3 separate regions of the Homo sapiens genome follow, and all the other regions are linked to region 3. A link is a loop called in an ENCODE intact Hi-C map of the cell type or tissue named here. Cell type or tissue: endothelial cell of umbilical vein. All regions are shown on one strand.

The links. Hi-C counts contacts between places; a loop is a spot of excess contacts. Peaks named below come from ENCODE experiments on the same cell type or tissue, not always from the same donor. Only the 100,000 strongest peaks of a DNase experiment are listed, where the experiment ranks them.
Region 1: it touches region 3 in a loop (12-fold over the local background); 44 of 110 quality-filtered maps call a loop at or near these places.
Region 2: a loop joins it to region 3, with 22 times the contacts of the local background. A loop is called at or near these places in 9 of 110 quality-filtered maps.

Annotation. Positions count from the first base shown.
Region 1 is chr7:82,806,267-82,814,266 of GRCh38, reverse strand. The region is part of intron 20 of PCLO (piccolo presynaptic cytomatrix protein); the gene reads left to right. Among named protein-coding and RNA genes, the nearest start is that of PCLO, 350 kb to the left of the region's middle. RefSeq lists an enhancer at 7,914-8,000. In endothelial cell of umbilical vein, a CTCF peak has its summit at 3,437 (motif pointing left); a DNase peak (open chromatin) is centred at 3,406.
Region 2 is chr7:82,737,241-82,745,240 of GRCh38, reverse strand. No RefSeq gene overlaps it. Among named protein-coding and RNA genes, the nearest start is that of CACNA2D1, 300 kb to the right of the region's middle. In endothelial cell of umbilical vein, a CTCF peak has its summit at 4,797 (motif pointing left); a DNase peak (open chromatin) is centred at 4,780.
Region 3 is chr7:83,266,839-83,274,838 of GRCh38, reverse strand. No RefSeq gene overlaps it. Among named protein-coding and RNA genes, the nearest start is that of PCLO, 110 kb to the right of the region's middle. In endothelial cell of umbilical vein, no CTCF peak of the experiment used is centred here; a DNase peak (open chromatin) is centred at 3,438.

The DNA.
Region 1 (8,000 bases), 460 kb after region 3:
ATTTATAATTATTAAGATTGACAAATGACATTTTTTCAATTTATATAGCAATTTTTTATTTTATTGGGAATGATATAGATTAAATTATATTTACACATCCGTAATTGTTACTTTTTCCTTTTGAAATTTCATAAGTTGCCTATCAGCTTTAATCAAGCTGCTTCCAAGCTGAAGTAGAGTGACAGAAGTGTTATAAAGGTAGAATAAAATTTTTTGTTCTTATCTTGAAAGTAACATTTATAGAAAAACAGTTGTTTATAAATTATCAATTAATTTCATCTTCCATTATCTACATTACTGATCCCATATAGTGGAAATTAATTGTATTGGCATAACAATAGAAAAACTGAAGATTATCACTTTCATTCAAATTTGAGGAAAAATGGAAAGCTTCTTACGAAATACTTGATCCTCAATTTCAAGTATATAATTTGATGAGTTTCAAAATATTTAATGCCAAAAGGATATTTGCAAACGTGCTTATCATTTATGAAAAATATGATCTGAATTACTTTTATTAGGTCATCATTTTTACATACATTTGCTGATATTATTTTTAGTGCAAATAATGTCACAGAACCTCTTCAAGGTGTTGGTGATACTACAGCAAACAAAATAGACAAATATTACTGTCTTCATGAATCTCTCATGCTAGTAATATTTATTGAATAATCAATTTAAAGGTATCTGGAAAAAATTATGAAGAGTCAGAAAAGTGAGTTTTGTCTATCTTCAACTGAGAGGAAAAAGAAAAATGCAATTGGTCACTGATTTACATTTAGGTGCAACCAAACATCATCATGTTTAAAAATATCTGGAAAATATAATTAATTATAATTTATTTGTTCTGCCTCTGGTTCTATCATAACCTGTACAATCCACTGCAATATAACCATCTATATATAGACAGAAAGTATTTTTTAAGGATCTATTTGGAGAAAGATTGATGAAATGATTGTTATAGATTAATAGATCATTAATATAATCTGTTTGGAGAAAGATTAATGACATTAGCTAGAGAGGTTAGGTCTCATGAGACCAGACGTGCATTTATCAAATAACTGTCCAAACTTCCTCTTTACTTCGTGGCCATTGACCAAATTGGAATAATATGAAAACAAACTGGAAATGTGCTCAACCTTTTTCATTTGGGCAAAATTTAATGAATTTTCAAAATGTTCGGATTCCATTTAAGGACAGCATTCTTGTTATCTAAGCAGTCGTGATGTAAGTTCTCACAGTTTCAGGATTATGTAAGAACTTTTTTCAAAATGACTATTTTTAGAATGACTTTTTACTCAAACAAACCTGCATGTTTTACAGTAGTCTTTATTCCTGCTTGAGTTTTTTTTTTCTCCAATTGTCAGTTGGAAATACCTATCTGACAGCCTAATGCAAGTGTAGTGCAAGCAAACAGCAAGAAAGAAAATGCTTCTGCTTCAAAAGAGAATAAAAGGAAGATTGAAAAATTAAAAATCGCCCATGAAAATTTGATGTAGCTCAAAATTGAATGTTTTTTCTTTCACATATGATCCCCCATGCTATTAATCTTTTAAAGATAAAGATCATTATTGTATTTGCATTTTATAGCACCAAACCGGAACTCAGCACTGGATACATTCTTTTTTCATTCTATTTATTCGAACATAGCTGGAATTACGGCCTGAATTTATTAAAGACAAAATGAATTTACTTTCTTAATTTTCATCTATGATAATGTCTTAGTCAAACTTTCTTTCATTATTTACTATACAATTTTAATTCTCACTTAAACTATATTTTAAGTGGTTTCTTCCAAAATCACTTCTGAACTAAAAACCCCTCAAAAAAAGGAAGACCTACTTAAAAGGCAACATTATGATTTCCTTTTAAAAGCAAGGATTATAGTATACGGAGCCAACATGTATTTTTTCATGTAAGAAAAAATTCCTCTATACCGTGCTATTAGTTAAGCTAACTTCATTTTCATTTGTTACATTGTTTTATACGATTACTTCTGTTTCCTGAAGTGATCATTGATCTTATTATCTATAAAGCCAGATAATGAATCATTATAAACAAACTAAATTGTTCATTAAGATGTCATTAAGAATTCAGTCATAAGGCCAATGTGCATGGAGAGAGAAAACTGTGAATATACGAGATTTACCATCTTTCTGGAACACAGCAAATGGAGGCAACCCGTCTTCATCTTCTTCTCTAAAAGGAGCTACTATGTGAATATGACATATCTTAAGGGAAATATTTTTATTTTTATAAGAAAAAAGCCTGCAACATTCCATTTCTCATGACTTGTCATACCTTTATAATAGATATATTGTTTACATATATATATAAAATATATCTGTAATGACTAATAGTCATCTAATAATTTGTCATTTAAAAAAGAAATTGTCAATGACATCCTTCCTTCAACTTCCATGCCTAACGACTTACAAATGACTGATAGAGATATCAGAGTTTCAACACCTGTATTTGTGAAAACTTGTGATTTGGTGGTGTGTGAAAACTACAAATAGCTCTATTGAAGCTAGCCCATTTTTCTAGTGTCCAGTTTGCTTTAGATTTTCCCAAATAGATAATAATTATACTGAAGTAGATTTGGAAAAAAATTAAACTTCTAAATTACTTTTAAGATGCAGTACCTCTTCTTAAACTAGAACCCCTGAACTGTAATAGAAAACATACATGAAGTGTGATTGTACATAATTCAAGGGAAAACATTCCAAATAATGCTGGCACAATGACACTTAAAACCTGAAATTTTCAGGTCCACGTTCAAAAGAAAATTAAAACATGAGATAAAACTGCAAAATCCCTTTAGTAAAAATATCAAAAAACAAAAACAGTAACAGCAATAACAACAGGTAGATGACAGAGACAGGAGGAGGGAAGAAGGAAAGGAAAGAGGGATGGACAGAGAAAGAAACAAAGAAAGAGAGGAGAAAGGTACCTGAAGTAAATACTAGCTAAATTAAAGCTAGCTACAGGGGGTAAAAATTCCCAAATACTTGATTTCTAAAACTGCTAGGTAGTTATTTCCGTTCCATCATTAAGTATTGGAATAAACAAAATTATTGATTGCTTTTTATTTCGGTTAATCTTAAAATTTTAGAGACTGTATCTAGGAAGATATTTACTACTGTATTAACCAAGTAATTTGGGAAAGTACAAGCTACCTACATAATAAATTACTCCTCAGAATATTTGGAAATAGCTCTGTGCTGGACCAAAGATATAAAACCAATAATGGAACATCATAGACAGCAACCTATTTACATTCCAAACACTAATTTTTTGGAATTTAGTAGGATAGGCAGAGACCTTGCCTTTTAAATTTCAGATAACTGGATGTGATATAAAAGTAGTAAAAGTGAAGTCTACAATTTAATCCGTGCTCTCAGAGCAAAGTGCTGCCATCATGTGGTAAGTACAGTGATAGCTTTGCATATTTAAGTACTGTGTGGTAGAGGGAAGAAAAGCCAACAGAGCAAACTAATTGAAGACAGATGTGCAGTCAAAGAGACACTACCGATTTAATTAAGGTTAGCCACAATGGAGTAATAAAACACAATGATGTTGAACCATCTAACAGCCAAAGAAAGTGAAATGGTCAAAGAATAATTTAAAACAGATTGAATTGCATCACAGAAGGTAACATTTGTTTACCTGAAATGCCCCCTCAATTAATTGAGTTACAAAAATGATTCAACGTTCTAAGATTTATTCTTTTAGGGCACAGGACCCTTTCTATGAGTGAGCTGATTCTATCATATATTTATAGCATCCACTCTTTCCTTTACTTGGTACTTAGTAATACACTTAAGATTTCAAAAAGAAAGTAGACACAAAAATGTAATTCATAAAAAATGGCCCCAAAGATGTATCTTATTACTAAGAAAAGCCTCTCAATGTTTATATAAACTTTTTTCATATGTAATACACAGGTGTGTAATACATTCACACATAGTAGGTCCTTGGTTTCTGAAACTCTAATTAAAAGAGTTGGAAGAATAAAGCAGAAGTTGAATATTTCTAAATTTTTGATTTTGAAATTATAAAATTATGGAAGATTATACTTAGTGTGTTTAAAATATTATTTCCCTCAATAACATAAAAAATAGAGATATATTACACTTAAATATAACCCAGAGCTCTCCAACTACCTACATACAAACATGGGATCAGGACAAGTTCTAGAGTCTGTAATAGTGCTGGCTCCCACAGAATGTTACTCTACATATTATTTTCTTTTGTCACTTTCATTTTAAATATATATGTAATATTTGTGATTATGAACTTTTTGAAATTCATAAGCTTATAATCTCTGATGGTTAGTGTATTCTCATTAAATATTTCCTTCAATCAAACCAGTGTTTTGGGAGATTGGGGTTAAAAAATATAGTTGAATGATCACCTTTTTCTATACAGTATGACAGAGTAAAGTTATCTCTGATTTTAAAAGCTAAAAAAAATGACTCCCTAAAGTTTCTTTGACAAAGAACATGGAAAAAAAGCTTCCATATCAAGTGGACTTCTTGTTGAGAAATTTATGATTTGTATAAAACACAAAGCTTGATTTAAAAAGTGAAATTATCTACTAAATCATTCAGATGTTTTGATTGGTTAAAGGAAAGAAGTATTAATGTATTATTATTATTATTACTTATTCATTAAATATTGTTCAAACATGGTTCCGGGACAAGCTTTTAAGGAAGTTACCAAGGAGAAAACATAGGCTTTGCTTCCAATAACGACAGAGTATGTGCTACAAGAGTCCAGACATAGGAGAGGTCACTTCTGAATGGGAGAATGAGGAAAAATGCATGAAGCAGGTGATTTCTGAGCTAGGCCTTTACAGATAACTTTAATTTAGATACAAGAAAGTGATGGGATAAAAGAGAGCTTAGTAAAGTTGGAAAGAAAAAAGCCAAACCAAAGGGAGCCAGAGTGAATGGACTGAGAGGGCTTCCATGTAAAGTGTTTGAAGGAGAATTACAAGAGATATATTTGGAAAGACCAGACCAATAAAAAACTCTTTTGAGAGGCAAAATAAAGAATGTGGTGGAAATTATTAGATGTCTTGAAATTACCTAAGATCCAGCCTCAGATAATAAAGTCCTAAATACACTTTATTTGTTAAAAAAAAGTTTGCCTTTATGCAGATTTAGCTCAATTTAATAGAATTGATGTTTTATTTCTTGAAGTCTGTTTCAAGAGAAAGAAATGAGTAAATACATGTTTCAAGTATCTGGAAAAGATATATTAAAATACGGATTCTTAGAACCAGCTTATCAAAACCTCTCCATTTTTTGTTTTATCACATTTTATGATATGCAGATACAGCCCAGCAAGAAGAAAAGATCTGTTGTGTGTTTTAATTTAATTCATTTTTCAGAAACTAACCAAATGTGAGGCTATATATCTCTGCACTACACTTAGATACCAAGTTAAGAATACAGAATTTAATCCAGCACCGGATGTTTTGTTGTGATAACTCCAAATAACTAGATTCATTTGAATTATTCACCTAATTTCTAACTGCCTAAAATTTCCATAGACAGAACCTTAGATGTAATCATGTTTTGCAGAGATGTTAGACTGATTCCATCATAGGTAAATGTCCCCTGGATTTGGTTTTCTTTTTTAATATTTCTTATAAAATGTTATTTGTTTGCATTTAAAATATTGACAACACTTGCACAGGCTTTCAAAATGAGAATTCTATTCAAAGAGATTGGCAAGATGGAAAAAAAACCTGTCTTTTCTTAAATTTATTTCTAGCTTTGTTTCTTTCTTCTTATTATGCTATTTTATATTCTGTACACATTTCTCAACTTTTCCAGAAGAGGAATAGAACTAAAAATCGCATCAGGTAAAACCAAAGTTGACAAAACAAAGGATGGACGATTTTGAAACATAGATAATAAATCATTTTTATAATGTAGCTATTTTTGTTCATTGTGAGTTTGCTCTTGAATTAAAATTATTTTAATTTAATAAATATAAATTGATTGAATATTAGTGTCTAATAATTAAGGTTTATCTTTGAAAATAGTAAATTGTGATTTTCCAATTGATGAAATTAATGTCTTCCATTCAATGTCATACTAAAAATTATGAATTGGATTATAGAATCCCATCAAAAAGTATGACAGCTTTCTTTTGTTTATAATCAATTGACTAATCTGACTCATTATGTAGGTTATGCATTTTAATCTACTTTATACATGTCCATCATTTTACATCCTACTCACATTACCTTTACATTTTTAAAATTATTCTTTTAAGAAGTTTTTTTTAACACTAACTACACCATCTGGGTTTCTTCTACATAAAATAAAGAAAATATTCAGAAACATAACTATTCTGTTTCCACAAATCCAGTCCTGTGGGTTACTAGCAATTCCTTGATGACTGGTTGTTTAACAGCATTCAGTTCAATTAGTCAATTGTATATCAGATGTCTATAAGTTAGGAACACATTTTCCTAAATAGCCGTTTCTAACTTATACACATCTGATATACAATTGACTAACTATTAACAATTTCTTTCTTGTTCCCTATTCTCGGGAAGGGATCCTACTACCACTGGAATATATATAAAAATTCCTTGTGGCTTTAGAGAACCTGCTACCGACGAAATTGAAAAAGTGAAGAAATGGGGGAAAAGTTAAATCCTTTGCAAGACTTGATCCTAGCTACCCTGAGGGTGGATTTCCTGTCCTCAAATGGTTTCCCACACAATGTTTATGTGTTTCACTTCATGTGGTTATTATATTGGTTAAAATTCCACCAGATTAAGAATAATTGTGTTTTTATACATATCCTTAAGAAATATGTAGATATCTTAGGATCGTGAAATGATTATCAACTGTTCACCCATTAGTATAACTCTATCCAACTGGCTAATAAACTCCTAATGGGATAGGGACGCATTTATGAAGAAAAAAGACTCTAAGTAGAACTGTAGGTTTGAACACATCTAGATTTAGAAGAGAATAGAGTTAAATTCATTGTCAAAGACTATTTAAGCTCAAAGACAGTAAGAAACAGCTGTTGACAGTAAAGCCCTTGAGAAGAGTGGGGATACCTTGAGAAGAGAATAGAGTTAAATTCATTGTCAAAGACTATTTAAGCTCAAAGACAGTAAGAAACAGCTGTTGACAGTAAAGCCCTTGAGAAGAGTGGGGATACCTTGAGAAGAGAATAGAGTTAAATTCATTGTCAAAGACTATTTAAGCTCAAAGACAGTAAGAAACAGCTGTTGACAGTAAAGCCCTTGAGAAGAGTGGGGATACCTTGAGAAGAGAATAGAGTTAAATTCATTGTCAAAGACTATTTAAGCTCAAAGACAGTAAGAAACAGCTGTTGACAGTAAAGCCCATGAGAAGAGTGGTGATGTGGCAAATAATATCACAAGAGGAAGAAGAGTAAGTTACTGGGCTCCTACATATCTCACTCCTCATAATCACAATTTTATGAGGTAGGCATTACTGACTCCCATTGTTTTCAAATGAGAAAAGCAGTGTACAGTTGCTAAAGAGTGGGTTGGGAGTCAAAACCAGATCGGTGTGACCGAAAAGTTCACTCTCTCTGGCGGAAGACAAATATCAACGATTTCAAAAACTTACTAGAGAAACTTCTCCCCAGCAAAATCAGGGAAACACTTGCCTTATCTTCCTTCTTTTTGCATCAAAATTTCTTCTCAAATCTGACAACAATATTAGTACTATACCCCTACTGCATAATTTATTGCACAAATTTGTAATGTCTGTATGGGAATATGGATTCTTATATTCAAATATCAAACTTAGGAAATTCTTGAGACAAGTCTCAATGATAAACTAGGAAATGCCTGAAAAGAAACAAATATCTTTAAATTTTAAAACCTTGCTGGAGATAGTAGGCAGAGGTACATACAAACAAACAGAATTTTCAATCACTTCTTAAAATTCTATTTTGCATTTTTGTTTCTAAGGAGAAAAACAGATTATAGT
Region 2 (8,000 bases), 530 kb after region 3:
TTATTCCTGGCTTTTAAGAGCCACTCTTAGCAGAAAGTTTGTTCTGTATTCTGGGGTCCTTACCAGGGTATAAAATAAAATGTCTCAAAAAAAGTGCTGCCAAGTCCATTGTTCTTATTCAGTCTTTCACTCTGGCTTCCGTGATCAAGCACCCTCAAACCTAACCCCAGGGGTGATCCCTTGGCTACTGTTTGTACATTGTAGCATATACCTGAAACTCCTTCAGTTTATAAACTCATTTCTCCCTTATCAGCCCAGCATGTCTCCAGTTAGATTGTGCTAGAATTCAGTCACAGTTTTCAGCTTTATAATCAGGATAGGCAGGAGGGGCAACTCTTGAGAAGGTCACCTGTCGTCTTGCAAAGGAGAGGCTGCTCTGTAGCTTTTTCCTGTGGGGGAGCAGTACTAGCTCTTACTAGGGAGGGACAGCCTTCTCCCTTTTGCAAATTCTGAGGGTCAGAGGGGTCTGAAAAGCCACAATTCTCAGGGATATGGTCAAAGTAAAAATTGCACTGGAAGGCAAAGAAGACATTATTCAAAGCTGCTAAAACAGAAGAGAGAGGTCGTCTGAAGTCAACTCTATTGAAACAAAGAGAAGGAGGAATTTTCAGAACTGGGATGATCTACTGGAAAAGTGCTGGAGGACATGGGGTGGGGGTTGGGCGGTTGATCAGTGGGATGTGCTAATCCTGAGTTTGCAAATGTTTTTTCTCAATTATTAGGCCATCCATGTTTGCTAATTGGTGCCCATAAAAGTTAGGCTCCCATTCGCACACAGAAACTGAAAGATAGGTGCACTATCTTTCCTCGAAATTACATGTCAAAAGAGTGGCTTCTAAGTCCTCAAGAAAGACTTTCCTGGATTATGAGAGGACCTCAGGGGTTTTAAAGCCATCCCGGTCAGCGTTGACTCAGGTGTTCCAATTCTATCTGGTAGGGTTCCAGAGATCCTAACCACAGCCCTAACCTTAAGGGAAACCTGTACTGTCTTTGCTGAACGTTAAAATGTCTCTGGAGCCTCTGTAGTTCTCACTATGAAACCCCGGGTCTGCTTCTCAGCAACTATCAGCTCTTCCATTGCAGGGAGTAAGGGCTTCTTCCTAAACTACCACAAAGGGCCTCTGGCTATCACAGCTAACTTTACGAATTTGTCAACTTCCTTATCATTTATCGTTATACCTCTATAAAGCAACACTTCAACTTAGTAGTAAATAGTCAGTTCTGCTGTCCTTACAGGCATTGTGCACTCTGTGTCTTTCAAATGCCTTGATCCTCACACCAAGGACATTCCTCTCCCTGGGGACTTCTCCTAAGTCATCACTCCTGAAATCAGCAGCAATTGGGCTGCCACCTTATTCAGAAATTATCTATGCTTTGCGTTTCAGATGATGTATTTCCTTTTCAAGTGTTAAATATTCTTTATTTGATATTACACACACACCACACTAAAATGCCTTTCAATAAGTACGAGAAACTTTTTTTTTTTTTCCAGACAGAGTCTTGTTCTGTTGCCCAGGCTGGAGGTCAGTGGTGTGCGATCTCGGCTCACTGCAACCTCCACCTCCTGGGTTCAAGCGATTCTCCTGCCTCAGCCTGTTGAGTAGCTGGGATTACAGGCATGTGCTAACACACTTGGCTAATTTTTGTGTTTTTAGTAGAGATGAGGTTTCACCATATTGGCCAGGTTGATCTTGAACTCCTGACCTCAAATGATCCACCCACTTTGGACTCCCAAACTGCTAGGACTACAGGCATGAGCCACCACACCTGGCCAAGGAACCATTTTAGATACAGGAAATTCTAATTAGGTTGGTATAGTTAAAACCAAAAAGATAAAGTAGACTTTGCCACCTTATCTTCAGCCCAGCCTTTAGGAGGCAAATAACACAAAACACAAATGAGTCTTGCTTGGTTCTGAGAAAAAGGGGGGATTTCCCCAGTATTTAAATATAGTCATATAACAAGTATATACATCTGAATATAAAACCAATCTCTAATAGATTTTAAGATGGCATGCACCGTCTTTGTGGAAAGTTGAACATTATTAACAAAGTCCAGTCATATCTTCAGAAGACGAAAACAGCGATAGCATTTACTGAATCAGAATTACTATTAACGTTCAAAAAACCAAACATATTAATTTAACCACAAGCCAGTCTTAGTTAAGTCAGGACTGCCCAAGAAAAATATTCTGTCAGTCATTCATGATCAGAATTCTGATGTATGAGATCTATTAAATCATGGCACACATAAAAAAAGTCACAAGACATACCACAGAAATACAAACTACCATCAGAGAATACTATAAACACCTCCAAGGAAATAAACTAGAAAATCTAGAAGAAATGGATAAATTCCTGGACACATACACCCTCCCAAGACTAAACCAGGAAGAACTTCTGAACAAAAATCTTCTTGCCCTTCTCATCATCGCCCATATTTAATTCTCTCTCATCGCTGGTGATATGAAGATTTCTGTTCAAAAGCCAGACATCTTGCTAAGTCCAGTATGGTACTTTATTTGCCAACTGGAGAGGGAATGATCCAGTCCCCACAACCCCCTTCTTGTCACCTGTTTTCTCAGACCACTCTCTGTGTCAGTTTGGGTCCTCTGAGTAGACACCAGGACAGGATTGGATGTCCAAGGGATTTGCGGGTGTATTGCCTTTGAAGGAAGAGCCTTCAGACCGAGATGGAAACATCATGACTGTGAAGAAAGAATGAAAAGAAAAGGAAGGACTGGGAAGGAAGGACTCCTTCAGACTGCAGAACTGTTCTGAAAAACTCTTGGGCACACTAAGGTGGTGGAGGGCGCTTCAAAGAAAATGCGTTCATTAGAGGAGGCGTCACTTTGAGCAGGCATGGACTGGTTCTACCCTGCTGTGCTTGACCATTGTCTGGGAGCAGCTTATAGGATGTGTGGCCTCAGTGCTCAGGAGGGGAGCAGCTAGAAATTGTTGATCAACTACCCTCCCACAGGAGGTTTTTATGAAGATCTGAGCAGGACATTTCCACAGCCACCACAGCATGTCATTTACAAGAACTCTTTATAAAATATGAAAAAGTAGGATAGAGAAATCTAATGGCAATTAAAACTTAAGGCCATAGGGAAAAATGGGATTCAGTTTGGAATTAGAAATCAGTGCACCTCATATTCCATTCTATCTTGGAGAGCAATAACCATTATTTTCTTCCTAGTATGTTTTAAGTATAATTTTGGTTTCCTCAAATAGTCTATTTCTTATACCAAGTATGATATTGTATATGTGAAGTTTGCCCTTTTAAAAAATTTATACAAAGAGAATGCTAAAAATGCTGAGATAACTAGAATAACATTGGCCCAGTGCTTTCTTAGTTGATGGGTAAACAAGAAAAAAAAGAACTTTTTCACTAAATCATTTTGGATAGCTTGATGTTCTTTTAATGTGTAAGAAAAAAATGGTTTAGCCTGGTGTAAACATGCCTTTGATTTCTGAATTTTAATGTTGGCTTTTAATGATGGTGCAGCATACTCTTAGCAGTGCTTGAAATGCCTCTTTAGTACATACTTCAAAGGAATGCTCAGAGCTGCTGCCTCTGCAATTGTTTAGTACTCTCATAAAGTGGAATTTGAAAGTGTGTCTTCTCCCAGGGAAGAAAAAAATCCCAGGAACTAGATACATTGATAGATGTAATTGAGATTGAAATTATTCTGTTTTCATTGAGGTCTAGGGTCTCAGTTCAAACATATCTAGCCTATTGCCATTCTATTGGGTACTTTTTATGCTCTCTTCTGTTCTTTTTTTTTTTCTATTTGTTAGAGTTGTCCTTCATCATCATCATCGCTACCATCAATAACATTATCAAAAATTACCATTAAAAGTATCACTTTGCCTTTAATATGTTAAGCATTACTGCTCAATGTGAGCTGAATGTTTTTGGTTTCCTTCCTATGCACAGTAGGAGAGAGTCAGGGCTGAAGGCCAAATACTTATAGGTTAAAACTAACAACTCAAACCCATAGTCCTCAGAAACATCAAGACCAAATGTTGGGGTCTTGAGTCAGGAGATGGGAGAGAGGAAGCGCTTATGGGAAATGTTTTATTCTAGTCATCGTGAAGTTCAACCTATCTTGGACATGAAGACCCCTGACATGCACTCACAGTAGAATATTTTTATGAAAGCTGTTCTGAGATCAGAAGGGGCCAAGCGGTCTTGATGATGGGGGTTAATTCCTAAACATCTCAATCAGTTTCCCTATAGTCCCTGAATATTTTTGACATCTGGATGTTTTAAGTGCAAAATATGTATTTTAAGACACTTACCTAAGGAGCAAAGTTCATTATTATTCAATGGTGTTTTATTTACTGATGTTTAGAATTCATTATTAAAAACTCTTATCAAGCTATAGATACTTGCTCACTACAGTCACTTTTCTTCCCTAAGATATGCTGTAAACTTGGCATTTTTAAAAAATGTTTATTTTTCTTCCCTCAGCTTCTGGACTCAATATCAATAAGGCAGCTAATGTTGATAAAAGAAGACACATTCCATGCATTTTAAAGAAAAACGCAATTTATTTTTAAAACCCCATTCCAGTGAATATTTTAAAATATTTTATACAATAATTAATATCTCTCCAAAAATACAGCTTACTGCTTCTCATTGTTCTTTCATATTAGCTTGAATTACTGATTACCTGAATATAGCACGCTGCTAAAGGAAAAGGTTGAAATAGTCTGGAAATTCCAGATCCATCTTTGCTTTTCTAGACATATTCTGCTAGAGTCCCCTGCTCCAGCATTTGTGAATCACGCCCTCTGCTGGAGCCCCATGAGTTCAGTTGAATTGAGTTCAGTTTAATACTGAATGAGTATGCCAAGTGCACTAGAAAAACTCTTTAATCAATGATGACCCAGTTAACAGAGAAGATGCACAAAATCTGTGCCTAGCAGTCCCTCAGAAATGAAAGCCTTTCTGCTGTGATCTATTTATGTTTTATTTCTTAAATATCTAATGAGGCTAAGTCAGATTTTTCTGACAGCTTTGGATCCTCAGCTTTCTGCATTCATCATTTCCGGTCTGTAACAGCAAAATCTATATTTAAAGTATTTTATTCTTTTCTTTTCTTCAACCTATACAGATATATAGGTAGAAGATCTATATCCAATACAAATATACCCTTCTTATCTTTTCCCTCAAAATATTTTGCAGAGACCTTTGTCCTCCACAAAAGGTGACTTTATGCAGAGTGTAGTAGTGTAGTGGGATGGAAGAGAAGGTTCCCCTGTTTAAAAAAATATATTTGATATCAACCCAAATCAATGCTTTCTACCATTCAACACCCCCAATATCTCACTCAGGCTGTTCTAAAAGGATCTACAAAGTAGTTCCTGTAGGAAACAGAAACTGGTCTGTTTGCAGTTTTTAAAAAATATCCTGATACTATTATTCCTCTGCATCTTATGTCAAAAAAAGCACACAATTTCTATCAACATAAAGGATCATGTTTTAGAAAATCTGGATATACTAAGATCCATTTTTTTCCTTTCAAATCTGTATTAGTCTGGGTTCTCTAGAGAAACAGAAGCCATAGGAGATAGGTAGGTGATTGATTGATAGACAGATAAATAGATAGATAGGTAGATGGATAGATACACAGACATCCAGATAGATAAATTTGCCATAGGAGTTGGCTCACATAATTACGGAGGCTGAGAAGTCCAAAATTTGCAGTCAGCAAGCTAGAGACTCTGGAGAGCCGATGGTATAGTTCCAGGTCAAGTTTGAAGGCCTGAAAACCAGGTGAGCAGATGATGTAAGTTCCTGTCTGATTTTGAAGGCCTGAGGACCAAGACAGCTGATGCATAAGTTTCCGTGTGAGTTCGAAAACAGAAATAGACCAATGTCCCCATTCAAAGACAGAGAGAAAGAATTCTTTCTTACTCAGCCTTTTATTCTACTCAGGTCTTTCAGCAGATTTGGATGAGGCCCAACCACATTGGGAAGGGCAATCTGCTTTACTCAGTTTACTAGTTCAAATGTTAATTTCATCCAGAAACACCCTCACAGACACACCCAGAAATTATGATTTTTCTGGGTACCCCTTGGCCCAGTCAAGTTGACACAAAAGTTTAACCATCACAAATCTACTCCTCGCCAGTTTGGCACTCATATGCATCTTCTTAAACATATTTTATCTCCAAATAAAGAAAATAACATCTAACGTGATAAAACTACCCTGCACAGAACTGAAAATGCACCAACCCCTTCCCCAGAAGAGGAGGCAAAGTCCTTAAGGGGTGTTTACTCTTATCCTTGATATCCTATAACTTAAGTACTGAGATGTAAAATTAACAATACTTAAATACTATGATATAGCTGGGCATGGTGGCTCCCACCTGTAATCCCAGCACTTGGGAGGCTGAGGCAGGCAGATCACTTGAGGTCAGGAGTTTGAGATCAGCGTGGCCAACATGGTGAAACCCCATCGCTAGTAAAAATACAAAATTAGCCGGGCATGGTGACACATGCCTGTAATTCCAGCTATTCAGGAGGTTGAGGCAGGAGAATCACTTGAACCCAGGAGACAGAGGTTTCAGTGAGCTGAGATGGCACCATTGCACTCCAGCCTGGGCAACAAGAGTGAAACTCTGTCTCAAAATAAATAAATAAATAAATAAACAAATTATATGATATAAAGTCAATACATGTTATGTTACATGAAAAGGGAACAGGAAAGGAAAGAAAACAAAGGGACGTATACAGCCTGCTGGCAGCAGATCTTAGACGTCTCAGCTTCCATAATTGTATGAGTCAATTTCTTATGGTAAATCTATGTATCTATCTATCTATCTATCTATCTATCTATCTATCATCTATCATTTATCTATCTATGCACACACACACACACACATATTCAGAACAAGCTAAGGAGGAAATACTCCTAATTTCCATAACTGGTCACATGGTCCGAGCTGCTATTTATAACTATCTTCTCCCACTACTCATTCTGTATTTCCTTGGCCTTCAGCAAACACCTCAGCTGCGTGTGGTCCTTTATCTGGTAGATGACCCAAACCTGTATTCCTGAATGACTTAGGCTGTTAGCAGTCCTGTCTAGATTGGGTTGTTGTCATTTTCCATTGATCTTAATCAACCTTAGGGATCTCCTGTGTTCCAGGAATCCTCTTCCTTACCTCCATTGTGGAGTAGCAGTTCAATTTCCCACTGGTAGTCAGGATCACTCACCCCTGCCAGCACAGTAAATCCCTTATTTTCCTGTTGATTCAGAGGCATGAGGAGTCCAAAGTTGCTGGATAGCAGTCTTAACTTCCAGCTCAATGGAATCATGTTGTGTCTCCTAATGGAAGCATCCCTCCCTTTGGAACTAAGACCTCTAGGTCAGCAAAGCATAAGGTGGTAGGAACAGGAAGCAAAAATTTTGCTAATGGGTCACTAGGAGTAATACTGAGTGGTTCCACTCTGATTTCCATCCTTCATTCCTGACCCATAAATCCTGGCTATAGGAGAAGCAGCACAATATGCTGGAAGATAATTCAGACATATACAGTTTTATGGAGAACTTCACCTCAGCCCTGCAAGGTATTGTTACATAGCTGGTGCTGTAGCTGAGTCTTCAAAAGGCCATTCCACCATTCTATCAAACCAGCTGCATCAGAAGCAATCCTGTGTCTAATACCATGATGCTGGATAAGGCATTCTAGAAATCTATGGATGGTAGTTTTTGCAGACGCATTGTATGCAGAGAAGGCAAATTCATATCTACACTGTCTATTTCAGTAAGAACAAAATGATATTCCCTCCATGGCAGAAGTGGTCCAATATAATCAACCTAGCACCAGGTAGCTGGCTGATCACCAGCAGTGAATGGTGGACTCTGTTGGTCTCTGCTGCTAACAGATTAGGCACTCAGCAATGGCCACAATCAGGTCAGCCTTGGTGAATGAAAGTCCATGTTACTAAGCTTATTCATAATCTCCATCCCTGCCACCATGGCA
Region 3 (8,000 bases):
GCAAACCCACAGTTGACATTATATTGAATGGGGAAAAATCAAAAGCATTCCCCTGAGAACTGAAACAAGATGAGGATGCCCACTTTCACTATTTTGTTTCAATACAGTACTGGAAATCCTAGCCAGAGAAATCAGGCAAGAGAAATAAATAAAGGGCATTCAAATTGAAAAAAGTCAAACTATCACTGTTTAACAATATGATCGTATACCTAAAAATCCCTAAAGACTCCTCCAAAGGACTCCTAGATTTGATAAATGACTGCAGTAAAGTCTCAGGTTAAGAAATCGATGTATATATCAGTATATATCAGTAGCACTACTAGGCGCCAACAACGACCAAGCTGCAAATCAAACCAATTCCTCAATCCCTTTTATAACAGCTACAAAAGAAATAAAATACCTAGGAATATATTTAACCAAGGAGTGAATGATCTCTACATGGAAAACTAAAAAACACTGCTGAAAGAAATAATAGATGACAAAAACAAATGTGAACACATCCTATGCTCATGGATTGGAAGAATCAATATTGTGAAAGTGATCATATTGCCCAAAGTGCTCTACACATTCAATGCAATTCCCATCAAAATACCAATATCATTTTTCACAGAATTAGAAACAAAAGTCCAAAATTCATATGGAAGCAAAAAAGAGCCTGAATAGCCAAAGCAATTCTAAGCAAAAATTCTGGAGACATCACATTACTGGACTTCAAATTATACTACAAGGCTAGGGTTACCAAAACAGCAGGGTACTAGTATAAAGTAGGCACATAGACCAATGGAACAAAATAGAGAACCCAGAAATAAACCCAAATGCTTACAACCAACTGGTCTTTAACAAAGCATACAAAAACATAAATTGGGAAAAGGATATCCTATTTAATAAATAGGGTATTTATTAAATATTAAATTAAATATTAAATATTAAATTATTAAATGTTAAATAGGGTATTAAATATTTAATAAATAATACATAAATAAATTGGGTATTTATTTATTAAATGCTAGCTAGCCACATGTAGAACTAGCTAGCCACATGTAGAAGAATGAAACTGGATCCTCATCTCTCACCTTATATAAAAATCAACCCAAGATGAATTAAAGAATTAAATGTAAGACCTGGAACCATGAAAATATAACGTTGGAAAACCTCTTCTGGACATTGGCCTAGGCAAAGAATTTATGACTGAAATCCCAAAAGCAAATACAACAAGAGCATAAATAAATGGGACCTAATTAAACTAAAGAGCTTTCTCTCATGATTGTTTCTTCTCATGAAGAATGGGAGAAAATATTTGAAAAGTATGCATCTGACAAAGGACTAGTATCCAGAATCTAGAAGGAACTCAAACAAATCAGCAAGAAAAATACATTTAATCCCATCAAAAACTGGGCAAAGAACATGAATAGACACTTCTCAAAAGAAGATATACAAGTGGCCAATAAACATATAAAAAATACTCAACATCAGTAATCATCAAGGAAGTGCAAATTAAAACCGCAATGAGATACGACTTATTCCTGTAAGAATGGCCATTGGCCAAAAAACAATAGATGTTGTCAGGGATGTGGTGAAAGCAGAACCCTTACACACTGCTGTTGGGAATGTAAATTAGTACAACCTCTATGGAAAAGAGTACAAAGATTCTTTAAAGAACTAAAAGTACATCTACCATTCAATCCAGTAATTCCACTACCCAGAGGGATTGTACGGCCAAAAAATAAAGAGGAGTAGTGGAATTACTGGATTGAATGGTAGATGTACTTTTCCTACCCAAAGGAAAAAAGGTCATTGCATAAAAAAGTCACATACATGTGTACATTTATTGCAGCACAATTCACAGTTGCAAAGATATGGAACCAGCCTGAGTGCCCATTGACCAATGAGTAGATAAAGAAAATGTGGTATATATACACCATGAAATACTATTCAGCCATAAAAAGAATGAAATAATGCCTTTTGCAGCAACTTGGATGTAACTGAGGCCATTATTCTTGGTGAAGTAACTCAAGAATGGAAAACCAAATATCATATGTACTCACTTATAAGCGGGAGCTAAGCTATGAGTATGCAAATGCATACAGAGTGACATAATGGACTTCGGAGACTCAGAAGGGACAGGGTGGGAAGGAGTTATGGAAGAAGAAACTACATATTGGGTAAAACGTACACTACTCGGGTGACAGGTGCATTAAAATCTCAGAATTCACCACTATATATTTCATTCATGTAACCAAAACCACTCGTACCCCAAAAGCTATTGAAATTTAAAAAATTATAACATTTAAGTGTGCATTTGAATGTCAGCAGTTGAATTTATTTAATCAGGGGTTTATTCTACTTCACCAGAAAAGGGAAACAATGGAGAAATGCTGTGATTGTTCCTTGCTTCTATGGTCAACATTTTGCATAATCTGAAGTCTCTCTTCCTTCTTGAGCATACTCACTAAAAGATTTATTAAGTTAGAAGTGCTAACCTATTTTTATTCAATTTTCTGTGTGAGGTCCAAACAAGCTGGATCCTTAAATCAGCATTTGAGAACTTTATGACTAAAAGAGCAACATCTACAAATAACACTATTTCACATAATGCATACCATTCAATAATATTTAGCAGAAAATATTTTTCCACTATTTTATAAAGAAAATATTTCCCTTCTATAGAATTCAAAAGTTTCTATGTTTTTTGGAGATGTTTTCCAGACAAAGGTGCTAAGCAGAGCAAGGGCCATGATAATAAATCAGGACTTTGTGTTCCCAGTCATATACACAGAAAATTCCTCTATTCCATAAAGCAATGTGTTATGTCTAGTTGAGAATAACTGTGTGCTGACTATAAATTGTACATTGAAAATGAAGAGAGTAACTTGGGGAGAGGATCTCGCTCTGTCACTCGGTGGCACTATCGCAGCTCACTGCAGCCTTGCCCTTCAGGGCTCAATCTGCCAGCCTCTGCCTCACAAATTCCTGGGACTACAGGTGTGAACCACCACACCTGGCCACAAGACTAAATACTTATCTTGCTTGTGGAGCAGGGCTCTTGGGAAAAGGTCATCACTTGCGATGTCACCAGCATAAAGTGATTATGATTCAGTATCTACAAACTTTAGCCTGGAGATATTAAATATTTAAGTGCATCATTAACCTCTAGCTTACTTTTTCATTAATATAATTTTTTTTAGTAAAAGTGGGATATAACTTTTTAGAGAACATTTTTAGCATTGAATAATTCAAATGTTATTGTTTTCAATTTTTTACTTCAAGTTCTGATGGAAAAATAACATGAAATGCCAAGATACCATATCCGCTCCTCACTGCTCACTGATTTTATAAAAACCTCTAAATTTGGTGTTGAATTATGCAGATCAGACACTAATGTGCACATGCTCTTCACTAAAAGCAGTTACTTCATTTGTCACAAGATGGTGCTGCACACAGTTCTAAATGGGCTACTCTTAGTAAAGAAACTTCACAGCATTCAAGAGAAAGGAGCACAGTCCTTGAACACTTCATATTTTGCTTCCAGGGTATGGGAAAGTATATTGAATGATAAGACAGAAGGAAATATAGCTTTCCAAACTCAGAGTTTGTGTTGCAAGGAATAGAAGAATTAAAATTCATTCTTTAGAATAATTTTAGTGTAGAACAGTTAAGAGAAAGAAGAGATATTCTCTAATAGATTCTGCCCAAAAGTCTTCTATTCATTTCACTTTGGGGTAGAATAGAAATAGTATGACCAAAAATGAAAGGGAAGGATGAAAAATTAGAGTATTAAAATGGTGATATTGAGCCCTGTATACCCACTTTTAAAAATGTGTAAGGGACATTAAAACTGTGAAAAGGAGAATCTCTTACTCCCATTTTATTTCTCACTGGACATAAGTACAGTCAAATTTGTCAACAGAATGGGCAACATTACATTGTATATATGCAGGCATAAGCAATGTGAGGGCAGAAACATCCATCTCTGGTTTTTAACACCTTCAAAGTGATTTTTTTTTTTTCAGAATGAATATCACTTTTCTGCTTAAACTCAGTAGCTTTCCATTGCACTCAGAATTAAGTCCAGGTTCCTGGAGTTTTACTTAAAGTACCAGAATATGAACTGTTGTTACAGATTTGCTATGACATAACGTACTGATGACACATGGAAAAATCAATCATATCAGTAAGCACACTGTTTGATTCAGCTGACCTTTTTCTTTCTTATCAAGACTTTCTCAATGAAGTCATGCCTTGATTAACTATGAACACTGCAGCACTGTCTTAGTGTGCCCCATGCTTACATCTACCTCTGCCACTTGGCTTTTTCTGACCCAGAGCTTCAGATGCTCAAACCGCTGTGACCTTTCAGCACCTAAAATGAATGAACCAAGTTACTTTTCATCATCAGGGGTATGCACGTACTGCTTCCTCTTTCTGAAATGCTTGTCCCTTCCTCTCTGTGATTTCTTTTCATCCTTCATCTCACACTTCAGATCTCAGAGAGGTGTACCCAGACCACCCAATCTAAAGTGGGTTATTCTATTTCATAGCACCGTATTCTTTTCCTTTTATTTATGTTATTGTAAATTGTAACTGTATACATAAATGATTCACAGGTTTCATGTTTCAAATAGATTTGAGAAAAGTGTATGATGGGCCCCTCAAGTAAGCCACACTGTTTATTAGCCTATGATAGATTCTGGGAAGTCCTAATCTAAAGAAACCTAATGAATTATACGGAATTCAGAGCTTCCAACATTTTTTTTAGTATTAACATTCTAGGAAGCCATATGGAATATTCTTTAGAAAACATTGCTCACATCCATCCACACTCTGCATTTTATAGAAGAGGAAACAGGTTCACGTTAGTGATTGCCCATGCTATAAATTTAGTTAGCAACAGTTAAGGGCTGTCTTTGATGGACACAATAATATTGACAGTAGATCTATTTCCATAGACACTGATTCCATTCATCTTTACTTTTTATTACATTTGCCTTACTATATTTGTGCTGTTTTTACCAATCTTTATTCTAGTAGCTCTTTTTAAAATAATCATGGAGTAGATTTTATCAGACTATACAAAATATTTATTTGGATACCTGCTTCTTATTTTTCTGACTACTCCTACCCCTAAAAGCTGTTATTCATTATTCTATTGCAGTTTGGCAGGTCTCTCTTGTAGCATGGATCAAGTAGAGTAACAAAAATTTATTTCAAAGCTGTTTCCCTTTTTTAATTTGAACTCTGAAAGGGAAGGGAGTTTGTTATTTATTTTTTATTCCTCACATTTATTCAGGGCCCCACAATAAATAAATGCTAGAGGATATAAATACAAAGCATGTTTCTCTAGAGGGACTCAAAGTCTGGAGAGGAGACTGCCATAAATACAAGCAATTATAATTTGTCAGACTTAGATGCTATGACAGAGATAGGTTAGCAGTGATGAAGGTTCTTGGACTGTTTTTCAAAGGTAGCAATATGGGAGTTTGATGAGACAAACAAACTATTTCACCATGTGAAGGGGAGGGCTAAAGGCAGAGGTAGCACCATAAGACAGTCATGTCGCGTTTCTCCCCTAAATGTTCCATCCTGGCTAAATGCTTTTAACCTTTAGGACTAACTGTCACACTCAAAGAGAAGACTTTCTGGGACTCTCACAAACCAAACCAGTGCCCCAGTTGTAATTTCCAATCACAACTTTTATGTCATATAATTCGAATCTAATATCGTCCATAATATTATGCAATTTTTATCAATATTTTCTACTATTTTCCATGAGTGGCAGACATGGTATTTTGTTCATTGGTGTATCCTTAGTATCTAGCAAAATGTATTGTACATAGTATGTTCTTGATAATTATTCATTGAACATGTGAAAAAGCTGAAAAATAGATGAGTTGCCTACTGTGGGTTATGGAGTGACAGAAGATGAAAAAATGTAGAGAAGAAGGTAGATTGTGAAGGCCAAGCTGAAGAGTCAAGATTTTATTTTATCACTGATGGTGTTTTGGGAGAAGAGTAAATCAACCAAGGTCATGTACAAAAGCATCCTAGGTAAGACCTTGTATCTAAGTTTTTTGACTCACTGATGAACTATTCCACAGTAAAATCACTGAACCTGACAGAATATACTATATAAATAGACTTTATTTATGTGTGTATATGTATTCTCATGATATAAGTCAACTATATGGAGTTGTTTTATTAACAATATAGTTATAAAATATAGTTACTGACAATATAGTCATTAATAAATTACTTTCTTAATCTCAGAGGTTTTTAAGATAGCATATATTAGCATATATATATATATAAACACACATATATTTAAGATAGTCTACCCCAGAGAAGTCTAGAAATCTAGGTCTCATTAATTCTTATCTCTTCTGGACTTACCTAAATTATTAGGTTAGTGGTTGATTACTTTCAAGTGTTTAAAAACAGTCTTAGTGTGTAGTAACTAAAAAAAATGTAATGCCTTACAGCTCTGTTGTCTGACATGGTAGCCTCTACCTATACGTTCCCATTTAAATTTAAATTAGTTAAAATTAAATAAACTTAAATATTTAGTTCCTTACATCCACCAAATTTAACATGCTCATAGCCACATTTTCAAGTGTTTCTTTGGTCATGGCAGAAAATTCTATTGAACAGTATCATAGTTTAGAGGGTTAACTAAAACAAAACAAAACAGAAACATCATTATGGTATCTTTCATTTTCTCAGTACTATATGTTTTTCAAAATCCCTTTTCCTGTGACATTTTACCTGACTCTGAGAATGAGCTGTTGAGGTGGAGTATGCAGGAAATACCATCATTACCATTGCTAAGATTAGAGAATTGAGAGAGAGAGACTAGCTCTACTGACCTATCAACTTCACATTGGTAGCAACACCAAGGCTTAAACGGAATAATTTTGACTAAACTACAGACAACTCTCCTGGGTGAGAGATACAAAGAAATACTTCTTGGTTATGGAGACTGAAAAAAACCCATTCTAAGAAAAAGCTAAAAGAAATGAAGAAAATATGGGATGAATATTCCTCCATCATAAAATCATCCTTTCTGTGATTCTATGTGATGATTTCTTAGCAGCACACTTTAGAACTGCATGACAAGATAAGATAGTAAGAGAAATATATGCATTTTAATCAAATCGAAGGAAATGTGGGTAGGAAAGCAATCTTCAGCAAATAATGTAAAGAGCTGAAAACCCCCCAGTCATCCCATGCAAGGTTGTTTATCTGACTGGCTGTAATGAGTGGCTAATTTACAGTGAGAGAGCCGCAGCAGCTTCCTAGCAACATCCTTAAGTCTAGCATTTCACAATCACTCAGGCATCCAAGCAGCCCTGCCATTTCATAGTTCTCTATCTTCCTTTTGTTTATATATGCAAGCAAATGAGGGGAAATAAAATGGGAAGAATATCATAGCAGCTCTATTTACAAAGATACACTCCATAAAATAGATTAACAGAAAAAAATGTTTAACAAATAAAACATTGTAAAACCTTCAGCTGAAGATCCAAAGCTATAAATCACATAAAATTCATGACCCATAGTACAATGTGTTACTCATAAAATTTCAATTTGTGTAAGTGAATGTTGTTCCTGGTTACACATAAAGACACAAAGCTGTAATACGGTTTCCATAGGAGACAGTTTTCACAACATCTCTCCTCACTTTACATGTGGCCTGAAGAAATTTTGATTGAGGACTTCGGGATATACATTTGGGGAGGCTAAGAACAGCATCTGAGCCATGAGATTAAAAAGAATATTCCACGTGCTGCATATTAGGCTTAATATTATAGGGAAAAGTTAAATAAAGCAAGGTAAGATTTCTAGGCTCTTTACAAATGAGTATAAATATTTGTTGAATGAATAAACATATCTGAAGGATGTCTTCTAACTTTTAGGTTATCTCTTGACTGTTCATTATGTCATTCATCACAATAGAAAAGTTGCTTAGTAAAATAAAATGTAGTGGATTTTATGCTGATGTTAAT